Linked DNA regions of Mus musculus: region 1 is linked to region 2. Evidence: chromatin contacts called from ENCODE Hi-C data. All regions are on one chromosome and are shown on one strand. Each heading gives the region's core, a stretch centred on a gene start or an enhancer-like site at or near the end of the contact. The rest is flanking DNA. Distances are from core to core; before and after follow the strand shown.

Region 1 (3,332 bases), core at 320-2,819, 1.1 Mb after region 2:
TCGCTATCTGATATGCAGCAATTTATCACATGGATTTGATCTTGTTCTTAGGAACCTCAAACCTGACTGCGCCTACATTTATTGTTCCATTCCTCACTTCAGAATTTGGGGCATGAAATATTGACGCTCTGAGCTCAGAAGTCTGGAAGGCTAAGCACCCAGGGAGAGCTGGAGGGCGGGCCTTGAGCGATTCGCCAATTTTGCCTTGCTGATGCAGCTTCCACCAGAGCAGAGCAGAGCCATTCTGGCCCTGAGCAGCCATTTGTCAACTTGAAAAGGGAAATGAATTTGTCAATCTTTGGCTTGGCCTTTGACCCCTAGAGGGTTCGGACCCATGGCTCTGGAAATTTGGCTGCCGATTGTAGGCAGCCCTCAGTCACAGAATCAGGGGACTGTAGAGTATAGGGAGATGGAAATAGAAATCTTTGGTGGCATCCGTCACCCTGAACTTCTCCCTGCACATCTCTCAAGGTTTGCCCTACCACTAGCTTACATATCTAGAGGCAAAGCAGACTTCTAAGTGTTCTTAAGTTACATAGTGTGTCTCTGTGTGTGTGTATATGTGTGTGTGCAAGTCAGAGAACACTCTGCAGAAATTGGTTCTCCCTCAGCCGTGTAGGTCTAGTCAAGTTCGGCAGCAGTTGCATTTACTTGCTGAGCTATCTTGGATGGTCCCTAGCCTAGCACTCACTTTCTCTCTCTCTCTCTCTCTCTCTCTCTGTGCGCGCACACATGTGCTTGCACACTCGCTGCTGATGTGAATTCCATCTTAGCTAAAAACAGTGAGCAGGGAGCGCCCTTCCCTGTATCTCTTGTCTTGCTAAAACGTATTGCTCACTAATACTTAATGATATGATTTGACTCTCCAACCTATTCATGAGCTTGTTTGAAGGGAAGAATCCACTGGGTTAGTCATGGTAGGATATGACATCATACATAGCAAAGGTTCTTTGAATGCCTAAAATGAACTGTAAACGAACTCATTTGCATACTAGAAAAGACTGCTCTTTAAGCTGGATGTTCCCATTGGAGGGTTTCGTGAGCAAAGCAAACCAGATCTTCTGTGTCACTCCAGGTCTGGGCCTCAGCCTTGGCTTGGAGGATCGGGGCCCACATCTGGCTAAAGGTTCTGCCTTTCACTGGCCCTTGAGACTCACATAGTGTGTATGGGGGATGACGGGGTGAAGGTGGGTGGCAGTCCCAAACGTTGTTGAGCAGGCTTCTTGTGTTTTCAGTGTTGTTGAGTCTAGTTTAGGATCAATTAGAGGAGCTTTGGGCCTGAGGAGGATGCTGAACTTGGGTAACAGACACGGAAAGCTAGCCCACAACTTGAGATGGAAAACTCTGGGTTACCGGAGGCTCTGATCTTTGATGGGAGGGCATGCGGAAGTCCTGAATTGGAGCTGTCAGTCATAGGTTTGATCTCTTTCTCTGTGTCTGAGGAAAGGGGTGGGGTCTATACCGAGCTGTGGCGCGGAGGACTCCAAGCCGGTAGAGGGCGCTGCGCCTCGCGCCAGGCTTAGTTCGGCTCCGGGCCATCAGGGGGCGCTGTGGCGCGAGCGGCGCGGTGGGCTTCCGGCAGGTGGCGCCGTGGCCGCGGGGCCCAGGCCGGCGGGCGGGCGGCGGCGCGGCGCTGCGGCCGGCGGCTCGCGGCCCCGGAGCGGCGGCTGCGCGGGAGGTGGAGCGGCGGAGTGGCAGGCCCGGTGCGGGCTGGAGCGCGGGCGGCGAGCGCACGAGCCGCGGCCGCGCGGAGCCCGCCATGACGGCGCGAGTGTGAGGCGCGGCGAGCACCGGTCCAGTAGAGCGGCGGGCGCGCCGGCCTCTTATCCCGCAGCGGCCGGGCCGGGCCCTGATGAGCAGCGGCCTCGGCCTCCGGCGCAGCCCGGAAATGTCCGGCAAGATCGAGAAAGCAGGTGAGGCGGGCGGGCGGGCGGGCGGCGCGCCTCCTGGCCTCGTGCGCTAGACCCCCAGTCCGGGCCCCAGCCTGGCAGCGACGCCGCGAGGGCCATCTTTGAACCGGGCCTGCCCGGCGGCGGGGGGCCTGTGATGCTAGCAGGATTCTGGGGGAGCGAGTGGAGGTCCCTGTAGCCTTGTTCCCTGGAACATCCCACAATGGCTGGAGCCCGGGACCCTTAGGAGGCCTGGCCCCGACCGCATGCAGAAGAGCAGGCGCGCTCCAGAGGTGATCGGCAGCCCAGTTATAAAATGTGTCACTCCTAATGAGCCTCGAGTTTAACCACAAGTGTCCACTTCGGTGGCTTCAAAGGACAGCAGGCTAGGGTGTGTTGGAGCGATGTTTCAGGGAGCAGCCAAGTTGTCCTCTAATATTTCTGCCTTGCTCTGCAAGCAGGGCAAGTGGAGAGTCATTGGGGATGGGGGAATAAGGTGGATGCGATCTTGGTGCAAACCTCATCTCTTTGTGTGTTCCTGGAAATCTTGGGGAGTCGCCTCCCAGTTTTTCCCCCGCCCCCCGGCTTGCATATTCTGGGAGTTAGATACTCCCGAGAGTCAATTACTGTTGTGCATATGGGGCCCAGAGCTTAATTAGCCGTCAAGCAGGGACTCCTTTTACGGGAGGGCGGGTTCTTGGCTGGTAGGTAAGGTAGGCAGTGAGTGGTCCAGGGCCTGGGTTGGGGGTTGTCACAGTGGGGATACCCAGTTATCCTGGAAACTTAGTAGAGAAGGCAGACTTGTAAGAACCTGAAAAGGTGTTCGGCCGCACTAATTTTTGGAAGCTGCCATTTCATAGGTGGACTTGAGGATATTTGGATGTATATTAGCAGGGGACCAACCAGCAATGAATGTAACTTTTGCAGCCCTGGTTTAAACACAGGGACAAACGTTTTGGTATTCTCTTTTGAGCTATGTGTCTTCATTCTGTGTTTGGTCTCTGGGTTGTGTTGTTTATTAAACGTACTTGAAGATTGCCTGCCAAAGTATGGTCTCTGTTTTCAGGACCCAGAGAGGTTCAGTGAATGTTTGTAGCCCACCCAGCAAGGGGCATAGGTAGGGTATTGACATCTGTCTTCTGACAAGAAGTAGGATAGCATTCCCGTGGCTGGACTGTTCCTTTTCAGATGCTGTTTCTGGGGTGTTTGTCTCCTTGTCCTCTTGCCCCGGGGCCTTGTCTAGTGACTATGAGTCGCTTTCCTGAATACGTGCTGCTCTGGAAATATCCCTGACCCATCTGTGCAGCCCTGCTTAGGAACTCCTGATAGTGTCTCATCCGAATGGCACTGTTGGGAAACTTGGATGATTTATTTAAAAATAGCATTGATGCGCTGGAGAGACGGCTCACCAGTCAGGAGCACTTGTTGCTCCTGAGCAGCCTG
Region 2 (3,142 bases), core at 623-3,122:
CACACACACACGGTCAAGTAGGTGCTGGAATGAGTCTCCACTGTGCTTATGGGAGACCAGGTAGGCCTTGAGAGGAAAACAAAGGACAGAGATGGGTGACTCACATGGCCTTTAGCCTCCTGAGATCGAAGGGCCAGGGATATGGAAACACAGAGGTTGGTTGTCCTGGCACCAGGGTGGCCATGAGCAGCAGGAAGCATCTTCTTCCTCACCTGCTATTGCCTTCATTGCTGTCACCCCACCCCACCCCACCCCCCATCTGCACACCTGCTGCTGTCTCTTGACTTTTTCCTCTTCCATTTTCAGGTATGTGTGTTATACATATATGTGTATATATGTTGTGCATGAGTTTTGGTTCATTTGTTTTGAGACTGGGTCTCTACATAGCACTAGCTATCCTGGAACTCACTGTGTAGACCCCAGAACTCACAGACATCCTCTTCCGAGTGCTGGGAACTCCAACACACTGGGCGTAGATGCATGTGTTGGCACATGCATATGGTAGGTGCTGTGATCATTGAGGGAGGCAGGGTCTCAACTAATAGGGCTGGGCTTGCTGGCCAGCTTGCTCTGGAGATTCCGTCTCTATCCTTTGAGGCTAGATTTATATCTGTCTGGATAGCCACAGCCATCAGGCATTTGCCTGAGTCGTGGAGGTCCTGGCCCTGTAACCTCTGAGCCATTTCCCCAGCTTCTGACTTTTACGGTTGTCTGAACTTGGTGAAGTAGCAGAGCTGGAGAGCCATTCATCCATGTGCTTGTGCATCTCATAGGTCAGCCACACGAGAGAAAGCAGGAAGAGCAGTGCAGAAAGCTGACAGGGAGCGAGACAAGAGTCAGCGAGGTAGGCATGACGGTGACAAAAAGGTGACAGGCCTGGTACGTTGTGTTAGTGTCCTGTGGCTGCTCTAGCAGAATGCCATATACTGGATGACCCTGTGCAACAGAAATCTCTCGTGGTTCTAGAGGACAGAAGCCTAAAAGCAAGGCATCAACACCACTGAACCACAGCTTCTGGCATGGCTGTAGTCCTTAGCTTTAAATCCCCCTAAACGTGTCTGTAGTCCTCTGCCTCCACACAGCTGCCTCTGTGTGTCTGTGTCTCTGTGTGTCTGTGTCTGGTTGTCTCCATTACTGTAAGGACATCGTGTGTGTGTGTGTGTGTGTGTGTGTGTGTGTGTGTGTGTGTGTGTGTGTGAGAGAGAGAGAGAGAGAGAGAGAGAGAGAGAGTGTGTGAGAGTGAGAGAGTGAGCCCTGACCTGACCCCATCCCAGTCTAGCCTTGTGTTGCCTGGATCTGCAGGACCCAAGGGCTTTTGGAAGGACACAGCTGAGCCTGTGAGGAGGGTTATAGGGAAGGCCAGGTTCCTTAGGATCTGGCAGAATTTCACCTGTGTAGGAAGGCTTGAAGGCCACCAATGGTAGCACCAGCAGGTGGCGCTGTAACCTCTGGTGTGGAAGTTCAGTACTGCACTGCCCTGTCCCGAGTTTCCACAAAAGCTCATCTGGTTGCCAGGAGACAAAGCAAACTGTAAACAGGTCAGGAGTCATCCTTGGTGACACACACTGAAGGAAATCAGAATGAGAGCAGGCGAGCAGCAGGGTGTTGCTGGTAACCACTGAGGAGACCTCAGCTTCTCCCCCACCCCCTCTCCCCAACACACACACCTTGGGGCCTGGACTTTGCCTCCCTCTGGCTCGTCACCAGTAAGTTGCCTTGGCCTACTGCAGTTTCCAGACAGCTCCCCTACCTATTACCACAGGCCACAAGAAGTAGTTTTAGGGAAAGGTGAGCTGCTTATACAACACATGGCTGGCAGGGACCTTAGCCTTAGCCTGTCCCAGAGGAGGCATGTCTACCCAGCATGGCCTGCTGCCAACACTGGTTGGCTGGGCATGGGGACAACCCCTGGTTGGGTAATGGCAAGCCCCAGGTGACACTCCTTTACAGACAAGCCAGGGAGGGGCCAGGCACCAGGGCTAGGGCGGAGAATGCCTTCCAGTTATACTGGGCTTCTAGTGGTCAGAGCCCTGTCAAGGCAGGAAGAGCCTGAGTTGGTGGTTAGCAGGAATGGAGATGCAAACCAAGCTAGACAGATTTTTTTCATCCCCCTGACTCTAATGAGGGCCTCAACTCTGCTTTCTGTGTTGGGTCTTGAACCTCAAGAGAATCCTCTCTTAGAGGGTCACGGGGTGGTGCACGACTGCAATCCCAGCTGAGGCAGGAGAATTATGAGTTCAAGGTCATCCTGAGGTACACTGTGAGACCTGAATCCCCTACACACACACCCCCAAACTGAGTCTTAGAGGCATAGTACTTTCTTGGATAGGTGGCTTCCTTGTAGGCAAAGGTAGGTTTGGGGAGCCTCCAGGGCCCCTTACAGGTAGCTGAGACAGCCTGAGGAGGTAGAGATGGGAAGGAATGTGGCATCTCCATAAAAATGACAAGTCCCAGAAGAAGGGAGAGTTCCCATGGCAACCTAGTACAGTTGCTTAGCAACCATAGTCCCCCAAAATACCTGCAGGAAGACTCCCGGCTAGGGGCTTTCCCACCGCCTGTGTGTGGCTCTTAGCTCTGAGTGGTTACCTCCTGTGGTTGATCCACCCACACCTCCATATAGGGCCTAGCAGCCCACAGCCCCAGGATCCTTACTGAGAGAAACCCCAGTCTACTCCCTCTTCCTATTACCCCAAGCTGCAGCTGCCTACCATCAGGCCAGTCCCTTAGCAACCAATGCCATTTTCTAGATATCCGAGTGACAATTGGACAGTGGTAGAATGTCAGAAAGATTCAGAATCAGCTGTACAGTCAATTGTAGCCTGGTGCCGGCCATTCCAGAGGGACAGGCACGATGTTTTAACAACACAAATACCCTGTAGCCCCGGACTCCCTAGTCCTGGGGCACGGCAGCATCCCAGGTGTGGCAAAGACCAAGAGTCCCCTGGAGCTCCTGGAATACAAGGCTGTGGTCTCAAACCAACTTTGAGACTAACTAGCCGGCTGACCACAGCATAATTCCTCTTGACCTGTTTCTCCATCTCTGGCTCATCTGTCCCTTTCCCTGTGTGCTCACCACTTTAAACATCAATACTGCCCCGTAAGTTATGTCACGTTTGGGGACTTGCATGGGATGTGGGAAATC

What was found. A loop is a pair of places that touch in the nucleus more often than their neighbours do.
Region 1: a loop to region 2 is called in a map of T-helper 17 cell, with 4 times the contacts of the local background. The contact joins the promoter of Rapgef1 here to the enhancer-like site in region 2. A Hi-C loop is called at or near these places in 2 of 37 maps with a recorded cell type or tissue (T-helper 1 cell and T-helper 17 cell).

What each region holds. Positions count from the first base shown.
Region 1 is chr2:29,618,151-29,621,482 of GRCm38, forward strand. Rapgef1 (Rap guanine nucleotide exchange factor (GEF) 1) reads left to right here and starts at 1,570. Exons shown (of 26, transcript NM_001039087.1): 1 at 1,570-1,913. The coding sequence starts at 1,853.
Region 2 is chr2:28,515,906-28,519,047 of GRCm38, forward strand. It overlaps a transcript of Ralgds not described here. Among named protein-coding and RNA genes, the nearest start is that of Ralgds, 16 kb to the right of the region's middle. Within about 2 kb of position 1,873, at least 2 of the 3 ENCODE cell types and tissues checked have a DNase peak (open chromatin) inside an H3K27ac peak, as active enhancers do.